Regions from separate parts of the Homo sapiens genome. Here region 1 is linked to region 2. Evidence: chromatin loops called from intact Hi-C (ENCODE). Cell type or tissue: HCT116. All regions are shown on one strand. Links, peaks and the distances in the headings refer to the core of each region. The heading gives the core; the rest is flanking DNA.

Region 1 (5,389 bases), core at 205-5,204, 520 kb before region 2:
TCTTTTATTTTAAAATTTAAACAGGTTTATGGTAATACAGTTAAACTACATAGTTCATAGGACTTTTAGCAGATTGAGAGATGAAGACTTTATAATAGATTAATTTCACTACTATTTTTGAAAAAATGCAGCAGCTTTTAATAATAAATACCATTGAACAGTACTTTTTCTGACTTACGATTTGAATGCAGACAGAAATGGTAATGTGAACTGAAATAAAGTCTAATACTTTAAACCCTTGTGTTCTTTCAAATCTGTTTCCCTAAATTACAGCAATATACACCTTCTTTCAAATTATAAAAATAATTTATTGTTAATGCTGAGATATTAAGCTGAGATGAACTGGTATATTTCATACTGTATTTATTAACACTTTACATGCTGTCTGTTTTCTAAAGAGCTCAAACCAGTGATGAGTTTTATAGGCTCATTTTATTTTCCACTGCCATATTATAAGAAGATTCATAGCTGCTGAGAAAGCTGCCATAGAATATTATCTGTCATATTGTCTCAAGGCAACTAAATATATTGTTATAAGTAATCACTAATAAAGCACTAAGAAAAAAATATTAGCAATATTTGCAAAACGGTACACTCTGTGCTAATTTTATTGAAACAGAGTTGGGAAGTTGTAGACAATTAAAAATGCCATCAAATCTTACGCCAACTTAGACTTGGCCAAAATGTTCACCTATTTTTCCCCAAGTATTTGGTCTTTTTTTTTTTTTTTTTGAGACGGAGTTTCACTCTGTTGCCCAGGCTGGAGTGCAGTGGCGCGATCTCGACTCACTGCAAGCTCCGCCTCCCGGGTTCACGCCATTCTCCTGCCTCAGCCTCCCGTGTAGCTGGGACTACAGGCGCGCACCACCATGCCCGGCTAATTTTTGTATTTTTAGTAGAGACGGGGTTTCACCGTGTTAGCCAGGATGGTCTCGATCTCCTGACCTCGTGATCCGCCCGCCTTGGCTCCCAAAGTGCTGGGATTACAGGCGTGAGCCACCGCGCCTGGCTGTTGTCACTTTTTATGGCCCAATTTTACTCATACTTGGAAAGTCTCATTATGTACTAGCATGTTAGTGTTCTTTAGCATGTGAAAATTTTGGAGGGTTTTTTTTGGTCTTTCTCAGTTTAGACCATCCTCACCATAGTTAAAACTCACATCTCCCTCTCCCTCATCCTGGATAAGGTAAAACTGACTGTCAATAACCAGGTCTAAGAAGACAACACATCTATATAAAATTGCCATCATCTAAATATGTAGTCTCAACAGTTATTAAAATCTGTCTCCCTTCAACCTAAAAAGTGAAATAAAAGCAGTTTCTCCTTACTTACCTCTGTAAAAGAATATTATAACCTGCCAAGCACGGTGGCTCATGCTTATAATCCCAGCACTTTAGGAAGCCGAGGCAGGTGGATCATGAGATCAGGAGTTCGAGATCATCCTGGCCAATACAGTGAAACCCCATCTGTACTACAAATACAAAAATTAGCTGGTGGCGGGCTAATACAAAAATACAAAAATTAGTGGTGGTAGGCGCTTGTTATCCCAGCTACTCGGGAGGCTGAGGCAGGAGAATCACTTGAACCTGGGAGGTGGAGGTTGCAGTGAGCCGAGATTGCGCCACTGTACTCCAGCCTGGGTGACAGAGCTATACTCTGTCTCAAATAAAAAAAAAAAAAAAGAAAAAAGAGTATTATGACCAAGAGGCCGTAATATAATTTGAGTTTCTATGTATATGGCAGTGCCATGTAAATCTAGAATGTTAATATTTCCTCTTTCTTGCTATGTGAAATAATAAAACCATACTAGAGTTGACCCTTGAACATGATGCTTAGGAGGGCAGATATCCCCTGCCCCCTGCCCCGCCTAGTCTGTCAAAAATCCACGTATTTGACTTCCCCAAAACTTTACTAATAACCCACTGGTTACTGGAAACCTTACCAATAACATAAACAATTGATTAACGCATATTTTGTGTTATATGTATTGTATACTGTATTCTTACAATAAAGTAAGCTGGAGAAAAAATGTTATTAACAAAATAATAAAATCGGCTGGGCGTGGTGGCTCATGCCTGTAATCCCAGCACTTTGGGAGGCCAAGGCAGGCAGACCATGAGGTCAGGAGATGGAGGCCATCCTGGCTAACACAGTGAAACCCTGTCTCTACTAAAAATACAAAAAATTAGCTGGGCGTGGTGGTGGGCGCCTGTAGTCCCAGCTACTCGGGAGGCTGAGGCAGGAGGATCGCTTGAACCCAGGAGGCAGAGGTTGCACTGAGCCCAGATCGCGCCATTGCACTCCAGCCTGGGCAACAGAGTGAGACTCCGTCTCAAAACAAGCAAACAAACAAAAAATCATAAGGAAAAGATATTTATTGAAAATATGTGGATCGTTGTAAATGTCTTCATCTTTGTTGTCTTCATGTTGAGTAGACTGAAGAAGAGGAGGGGTTGGTTGGTCTTACTGTCTTAAGGGTAACAGAAGCACAAGAAAATCTGTTTATAAGTAGAACCACGTGGTTCAAACCCATGTTGTTTAAGGGTCGGCTGTATTTCTAAAGTCTAAAGAGAATCATGGACATTGTGACTCTGGGGTGTTTTCTTTCGTATTAGTCTTGTGTTTGTTTTCGTCTTTACATACTATGTATCTTAACTCTTAATCTGTAAACTTTTGGTTATTAGGCATACACATATGGTGGATCTATGGATGTGTCTATTCATTAGTTCCACTATATTTTAGAATTCTTGGTAACTTTTTTGGTTTATATTTTATGAAAAACAAAGGGCCCCCTTTTCTTTTGCAAGGTGTATTCTATAGCTGTGTTCGCTATATTATAAAATTAGGAGAGTAATTCTAACTTCTCTGCTGAGTAGGTGCTTTTTAAATTTCTTTGGTATATCAGATTCTCAAGCTTCATTACATAATATATCTCTGTGGCATAACTCCTGAAGATAATATAGGGATCCAGTGTGACGGTTTGGCTATAAATATTTCACATGATTTAGAATAATCTAATCTCAAATCCACAATTGCAGTTTATTATAGTTATGGATGTTTGGACCCTGGAAAATTAACCTTTTAATTTAAATTAAAGTAACAGTTTGATTATTGGGAATATTGTATTGAACATTTATAATGATTTGCTTTTGGAATTATACTGATGAATAGAGTGAAAACATTTTCCAGAGAGTCCACAAGATGGCACTTGCCAACTTGTTTCCTCTGTTTTTCCTTAACTTATGGAAATGCAGCAAAATTTAAGAAGGAACATCTAAATATTTATGCCCTTAAAATGCTAAAGTTTAGATTTCTAGAAGCTTTAGTCAAGACTCCTTGAAATTGATGAGCTTCAATTTAACATTTTAAACAGTGTTCATTTCCGGTATAGGAGCCAAAATCCTTTGTTGAAGATCCGTAAAACACACTGGGATCTGTAGAATACAAAGGGCTGCCTGCATTCACTATGTTTGCCTTTACTTTTAAAGTAATAATATGATTTATGAGGCTTGTAGTCTATATGTCTCATTTCTAGACATCTTAAAATATGGACATTTATTAGAACAATGGGTATTAGTAATTGCTCTAAAGTAACTGTTATTTTTTATTTAAAAACAAGATGATGTAGTTGGAATATATTATGTAATTTTTAATTATGAATGAAATTTAATAAGTGGAATGGTAATGAAGGACGACAGGAATCTACCCAATCACAGTGTTAATTAAATTAGGCTTCTTTTTTACTCTTGTATATTTGACAATTAATACTGCTTTAGATGTTTACTGTTTACATTAACATTGTCATTAGGGAAGGGAATGATGTTGAAATTATGTTGAGGTTGGTAGGGAAGTTTTATATTGTTTATTGCTTTCTGAAATCTTGTCAATAATTTCAATGGAAAGAGCTACATGTTCATAGAAGACTAAAACATTAAAGTGTATCAACTAAAATCTAGAGCAAATTAGGTTTAGGTCTATAGCATTCTGATTTTTCTCAGCCTCATCATAAAAATCATCAAGCAAATAGTATCAAAGACATATCATAGAATAAGAAAAGCCCAAGGAACTTTCTCTTGAAACCTAAGACTTGCAAAAATCTAAATATAAGCTTATAACCATGTATTTTAGAGAGTTGTGAAAGCACTCATTTTTTTTCTTCATTCTTGTGAAGGTTTGTTGAAGAAAGAATCTATTACATATGAAGAAAGAATCAATACAGGTTTCTTTTTAAAAACGATTTTGTATGTACTGGCTGCTAAGCTTGCATAATGAATATGTTCTGTGAGGAGGCTGCACGTTGAAAACTATTCCTTTGTTAGCTTGCCCTTTCTTCTGTCAAGGGTTTAGTGTTCAGTTTCAGGTTACCATCATTTATGTGATACTATTTTGCACAAGATCTCTTTTTAGAAGCTAATAAAACACAGCCAGGCACAGTGGCTCACGCCTGTAATCCCAGGACTTTGGGAGGCCAAGGCAGGCAGATCACAAGGTCAAGGGATCGAGACCATCCTGGCCAATATGGTGAAACCCCATCTCTACTAAAAATACAAAAATTAGCTGGGTGTGGTGGTACACACCTGTAGTCCCAGCTACTTGGGAGGCTGAGGCAGGAGAATCGCTTCAACCGGAGAGGCAGAGGTTGCAATGAGCCAGGATCGCGCCACTGCACTCTAGCCTGGTGACAGAGCGAGACTCCATCTAAAAAAAAAAAAAAAAAAAAAAGCTTATAAAACACATTCTGTAATTTTCATTGAATTTATAGAAACGTTAATTTAAGGTAAATTAATTTTAGAACTAAGGAACTTCTTGAGAAACATGGATCAGAGAGTATTATATGTAGGAGCAGATGTAAGGGATATACACATAGCACACAGAGCAGATTCATCCACTGACATCTTTGAAAGATCTTATTTTAAAAGTGTTTATTTTCCCCATGGATAAAATGAAGATTGAGCTTTCAAACGTGCCTATTTCTAGTTATTTTTTTCCAGAATTAAATTCTAAGAAATTTCTGAAAATGAAAAAAAAAAAAACTTGCGTGGAGCAGTAGATGCTCCCTTTTTTTCTCTGTTTAGATTTATAGTCCACATTTGAGACCAAGTGAAAATTAAATAGCTCAAACTGACTTTTGTTCTTTCTGAGTCTTTCCCATCATCTCTTGTGAAAATGTAGACATGTATGCAGTTGTCAATGAAAGGATTTGTCTTTTCAGTTGGCTGACTGATTGGCTAGCTTATTTATTTATTTATTTATTTATTTTTAAGACGGAGTCTTGCTCTGTTGCCCAGGCTGGAGTGCAGTGGCACCACCTCAGCTCACTGCAACCTCAGCCTCCTGGGTTCAACTAATTCTCCTGCTTCAGCCTCCCGAGCAGCTGGGACTACAGGCG
Region 2 (5,389 bases), core at 127-5,126:
ATTTGCTGTGAATGAAAGATGAATATGGCTGGCTTAATTGGAATTTTCTGTTGCAGTATTGAATTATATGGTTTTCTTAGCTATTTACAAAGTCTTTTAATAATTTTTTCCTTAGTCTATTGTCTGTGCTGGAATGATGATATGGAATTTTGTTAAAGAAAAAAATTTTGTTGGACAAATTTTGGTGTTTGTTCTATTGTACAGCTCCCTCTATAGCACCTACCTGTGGACAGGTGAGTTGGATTATGAATGGAAATTGAGATCTGTTCCCCACCCCACCCCATTCCTAATAGCCCTGAGCTTCTAGTGATCTATTTGAAGTCTGGTAGTACAGGATCAAGGCATGCACTGAGGCAGATCAGCCCACCCACAGAGGCCATCGGCAAAGCTGAGTTCTGTTTCCTAATGTACTCTATTCCTGCCTGGGCTTAGAGCCTTGTCCAGTCACATGGTCCTTTTCCCCAGGGCCTGTGGCTCTAGGCTGCTGTCAGTGCTGCTCCCTTTTGGAGACAAGAGGGAAGATACTGAAGGCAGATGGAGAAAGGCGGGAATGGGAAAGATGCGTGAGGTGTGTTCCAGAGCTCACTATCGAGTCCTGCTGAACAGGGAAATTCTGGCTCTGCCTCATGCAAATTACTTAACTTTTGAAGCCTCAGTTTCCTCATTTGTAAAACTAGGTTACAGCACCTTACAGAGTTACTTTGAGGACAAACTGAAATGTTGAGTATTTATGTCTGGTACATGGTAGGCACTAAATAAATAGAACTATGTTAGTTATTAAATAGAAGAATTAGAGGTAATAAGAGAAGAAGAAAACTAGGGGAATAAAAAGGCATGGAAATAGAAAAGGACCCAGTGAGAAAGACTGTTTCTCATTTCAGCTGGCTCCAAAAAGGATATTCAAAATGTTGTAGCACATTGCTATTTTGAAGTATAATATTTATGTGGATGCATGCATTCTGGTATGTTTGTGAAAAATTCTGTCTGGCTGTTTTGTATTCATCCTACAAATTTGAACCTATAAAATGGCACATGAAAGGAAATAGTAGAATGGTAGGAGGCAGGTGTCAGGAAGTGTCCACAAAGGACGGACCTTTGATTTCATGCCTTCAGGATCAAAAGCAGGTCCCATCTCAGTCAACAGCCTTTTGAAGTGAAGCAACAATGTGGTGAGGAATCATGGAATGAAAAATTCAGCACAAACAGAAGATGGTTTGTGCTTCTTAAAGGCAACTACATCTTGCATAGCATGAGTTTTTATGCAATGTCAAATTAAAAGAGCCTAAAGACTTTATATTTCAAAATATCGATGGACCAACTTGATGTCTAATAACTAGGCTTACTCAGGTTAACTTTATAATCAGAATAACAGAGCAGCAACTAGATCAATCAATTAAAATGTCCTAAGTCTCTCTGAAACCCCCTTCAAGCATGCACGCCAAAGTCTATTCAAAGAAGTCATTCTGAATTCCCAAAACCCAATAAAGGTGCCCTTTAACCATCAGGTTATTATGCTATGACAGAATTTTAGACCTGAAAATGTCATTTTAAGTCATCCCATTCGATCATTTTTAGTTCTACTCATTTTCATACCATCCTCACAATTTTTGCCATATCTGCATACTACTTGTTCTTTTTTCCTTAAAATTGATTTACTTTTTTTAAACTTTAATCAGTTGAGCCTTATATCAGTAAAATCCCAGGTTTCATTTGCTAATTAGTTTTTTTCAAATATGCATTAAAATAAACATATAACTAGTCAAAACATTTTCACCTTTGTGACACCTATAATCTCTACACCTTAGGAAACACTGGTCTAATTTAAATCCTTCATTTTGCAAACTGAGAAATAGGCCCAAAAAGATAGACTGATTTAGGCAGGAGCTCTCACAGCTTCAGTGAGACATCCAGGGCTAGCTGGATTCTGCCTGTTTGTATATAGTTCTTTTCACAAGGCAGGAGTGATGCACATTAGAATTTTAAAGACTGCCTTTGCTACTGTAACAAAGATGGCACCCTTTTGTGATTGGTTACTTGTTTCCCTGGCACTGCAACTACACAGTGTACAAATGGATTGAGGGAGGAAAAGTGGTAAAGAAAACCAATTCTCAAGGACCTCAATGTCAATTTATATTAAATCTAGCACAGTGTTATTTAATCTGGACAATCTTAAATCTAGGTATGTATTCTTTATATACAGCTAATATGCAATTCTAAAACCAAAGCAAATTCACAGATTCTATTCAAACAAAACTACAAACCCAGTAATTCTAATTAGCAACATTAATTAACATGACAAAGGATCTTGTTTTGCTAATGTAAATCATAGCTTGAAACATAAAATGGAACTCACTGCTATGGCTTTTTTGCCTTGCCTTTACTTCCATATGTGGGGTTTTGACCTTGTTATCTCACTGATATTCTTTCTTCAAACTACCATTTCATTTGGACTGTGCGTTGTAATATCATTTGGCCTTCACTTGACTCAAACTTAATATAAAACCCATTGTAAGCTCTGGCCAGGCACAGTGGCTCATGCCTGTAATCCCAACACTTTGGGAGATCCAGGCAGGAGGATCGCTTGAGGCCAGTAGTTCGAGACTAGCCTGGGCAATATAGTAAGACCCTCTCTCTATAAAAAATTTGAAAATTAGCTTTGCATGCTGGTACATGCCTGTAGTCCCAGCTACTCAGGAGGCTGAGGCAGGAGGATCCCTTGAGCCCAGAATTTTGAGCAGTAATTGTGCTACTGTACCCCAACCTGGTTAACAAAGTGAGACCCCCATCTCTAAAATAAAATAAAAATAAACCCAATGTAAATTCTGAAATCATGAGACTGCATGTTGGTTGCAAGGTGGATACACAGCTGACTACCACTGAAAAAAAAAAAAGAAAGAAAAAAAAAAGACTTAAAATTTCTCATAGAAATTCCCAGATCCTGAAGAATATGTCTTAGGTACCCTAGGGGTCCACAAATCTGAGTTTGAGAAACTGATTCAAGAAACAAAGAATTTAGCTTGTGTCAAAAGGCCAGGTTTCTAGTCTCACTCTGCCCTCTGCTGGCTGTATGACTTGGGCAAACCCTCATTTCCACATCTAAGGTGCTCATTTAAAAATAGAGGTCCCTTTCAACTTTAAAGTTCTAAGATCCTATAACTATGTAGAATTTATTAAATAAAATGTTACTTGCATACATAATTACATATAAGTTGTAAGGAAAGTTCAAGAACTTCAAAACATTTGTGTTTGTATTAAATTCAGAGTGTGTTTGTATTAAGTGCTATCATTACACTTAGGGCGTTTTCTAAAAACATAACCTGGGTAAGAGTTGCCCATACTTCTTAGCACCAGAAGAGGGGGATGTTTTTATTTTTAGAATTGTCCTGTATTCAATTAAAAAATGTTTTTCAGCTGGGCATAATGGCTTATGCCTATAATTCCAGAACTTTGGGAGGCCAAGGCAGGTGGATCACTTGAGGCCAGCAGTTCAAGACCAGCATGGGCAACATGGTGAAACCCATCTCTACTAAAAATACAAAATTAGCCTGACATGGTGGTGCACACCTGTAATCCCAGCTACTTGTTTGGCTAAGGCATGAAAATTGCTTGAACCCGGGAGGCAGAGGTTGCAGTGAACCAAGATCATGCCACTGAACTCCAGCCTGGGCAACGGAGTAAGACTCTGTCTAAAGAAAAAAAAAATGTTTTTCAGTTATACTTAGATTCCAAACACATGAATCAAAACAATAAAATGATTAGGGCTTTTGGAGAGAAATACTTCTCCAGACGCAGTGGCTCATGCCTGTAATCCCAGCACTTTGGGAGGCAGAAGTGGGAGGATCCACTGAGCTCAGGAGTTCAAGACCAGCTAGGGCAACATAGTATGACTCTGTCTCTACAAAAAAAAATTCTTATTTAGCCAGGCATGGTGGCATGTGGCTGTGGTCCCAGCTACTCAGGAGGCTGAGGTGGAAGGATCACTTGAACCCTGGAGGTCAAGGCTGCAGGGAGCTGTGATCACACCTCTGCACTCCAGCCTGGGCAACAGAGTGAGACCCTATCCAAAAAACAAACAACAAAAACCAGAGAGAAAATAAAATAAATCCTCACAGATAAAAAGAATTGAGTAAAGAAACAATATATGAGGGAAACAATGAATGATTTTGAATTAAAACTTGTTTCAAAATATTGAGGATAGCATTTATTTAGAAGGAAGAAATTCTAAAGCAAAAACCACACACTACTATGAAATAAGCTTGGTTTAAAAAAATAAAAAGGAAATAAAGTTTCATAAAGTCTGATCAATGTTGAGTAACTGTCTCTCTTTCAATCTTCTTATTCTTAGGCCTTCTAGCAATTTCTTTGTTTCTTTTGAAAAAGCGAGAGAGGGTACAAATTCCTGTTGGAATAATCATAATATCTGGCTGGGGGTAAGTTGGTAGTTCTCTGTTTGCTTACACCTTTCCATATAGACAGTTACTATTCATCCTTTCTTTTTCTCTCCCAATATCACTTGTGATTACAGAATTCCTGCTCTCCTTGTTGGTGTTCTTTTGATAACTGGAAAACACAATGGAGATAGCATTGACTCAGCCTTCTTTTATGGAAAAGAACAGGTGGGAAGAGTTTACTGGCAGTTCTGTTCTTGAGAATGTCTCTTTTTAGCTCGTTATGTGCCTTGCTAGACTTATATTAAAATTAACTTTGAAAATCTATTTCAATTTATTGCATATCAGATTGGTGATCCTATATCACTTTGTCTCATCTAGAACATGAACATTTTACATGTCTAAGTCCATTTTTAGCTGAAGATTTCTAAATGCTTAAAACTTATTGAATGTTCTTAATCACACTTAGGAATTGTGTTTCCTGTGCTGGAGAAAAGAGTGATTAATTTAAAACCATTTAATAAGTTAGCAGTAATAATAAAGGTCAAATTCTTGACTCTTAATCCTATCATAAATATAAATTTCAGGACAAAACGTATCTAGGAAAAATATTCTTGAAAAGCTATAGAGTAGGTGGCTTGTGGGACCTGCAGAATTCTTTAGGAGTGGAGTCCAAAGATGTGTTTTTAAAAAGCCTCTCCACATAATTTTGATTTCTTACTCTTTTTTTCTGTTTTGCAATTTTGGATTTTATTGTGTTTTTGTGAGAATAAATAAGATTATACATATAAAAGATTTAGAGTAGTCTTGGCATCTGGTTAGTGCTCAATAAATATTAGCTATAATTATTTTTAATATCATTACCATAAAAACATCTTAGTGACTGAAGTATGCGTGAATTATACGTGGAAGTGAGCAGAAACAGGAGTAAAGAAAACATCGGAGAGAAATCATTTAGATTCCTTGTAAAGGAAACCAGTGGCTGTGTTGGTAACCAATTG

Evidence for each region. Hi-C counts contacts between places; a loop is a spot of excess contacts. Peaks named below come from ENCODE experiments on the same cell type or tissue, not always from the same donor. Only the 100,000 strongest peaks of a DNase experiment are listed, where the experiment ranks them.
Region 1: it touches region 2 in a loop (3-fold over the local background); 2 of 110 quality-filtered maps call a loop at or near these places.

The regions. Positions count from the first base shown.
Region 1 is chr2:174,983,700-174,989,088 of GRCh38, reverse strand. The region is part of intron 1 of CHN1 (chimerin 1); the gene reads left to right. Among named protein-coding and RNA genes, the nearest start is that of CHN1, 19 kb to the left of the region's middle. In HCT116, for the core only: a CTCF peak has its summit at 3,196 (motif pointing right); no DNase peak of the experiment used is centred there.
Region 2 is chr2:174,460,629-174,466,017 of GRCh38, reverse strand. GPR155 (G protein-coupled receptor 155) reads left to right here. Exons shown (of 16, transcript NM_152529.7): 7 at 116-233; 8 at 4,346-4,430; 9 at 4,526-4,616. Among named protein-coding and RNA genes, the nearest start is that of GPR155, 24 kb to the left of the region's middle. In HCT116, for the core only: a CTCF peak has its summit at 3,051 (motif pointing left); a DNase peak (open chromatin) is centred at 3,057.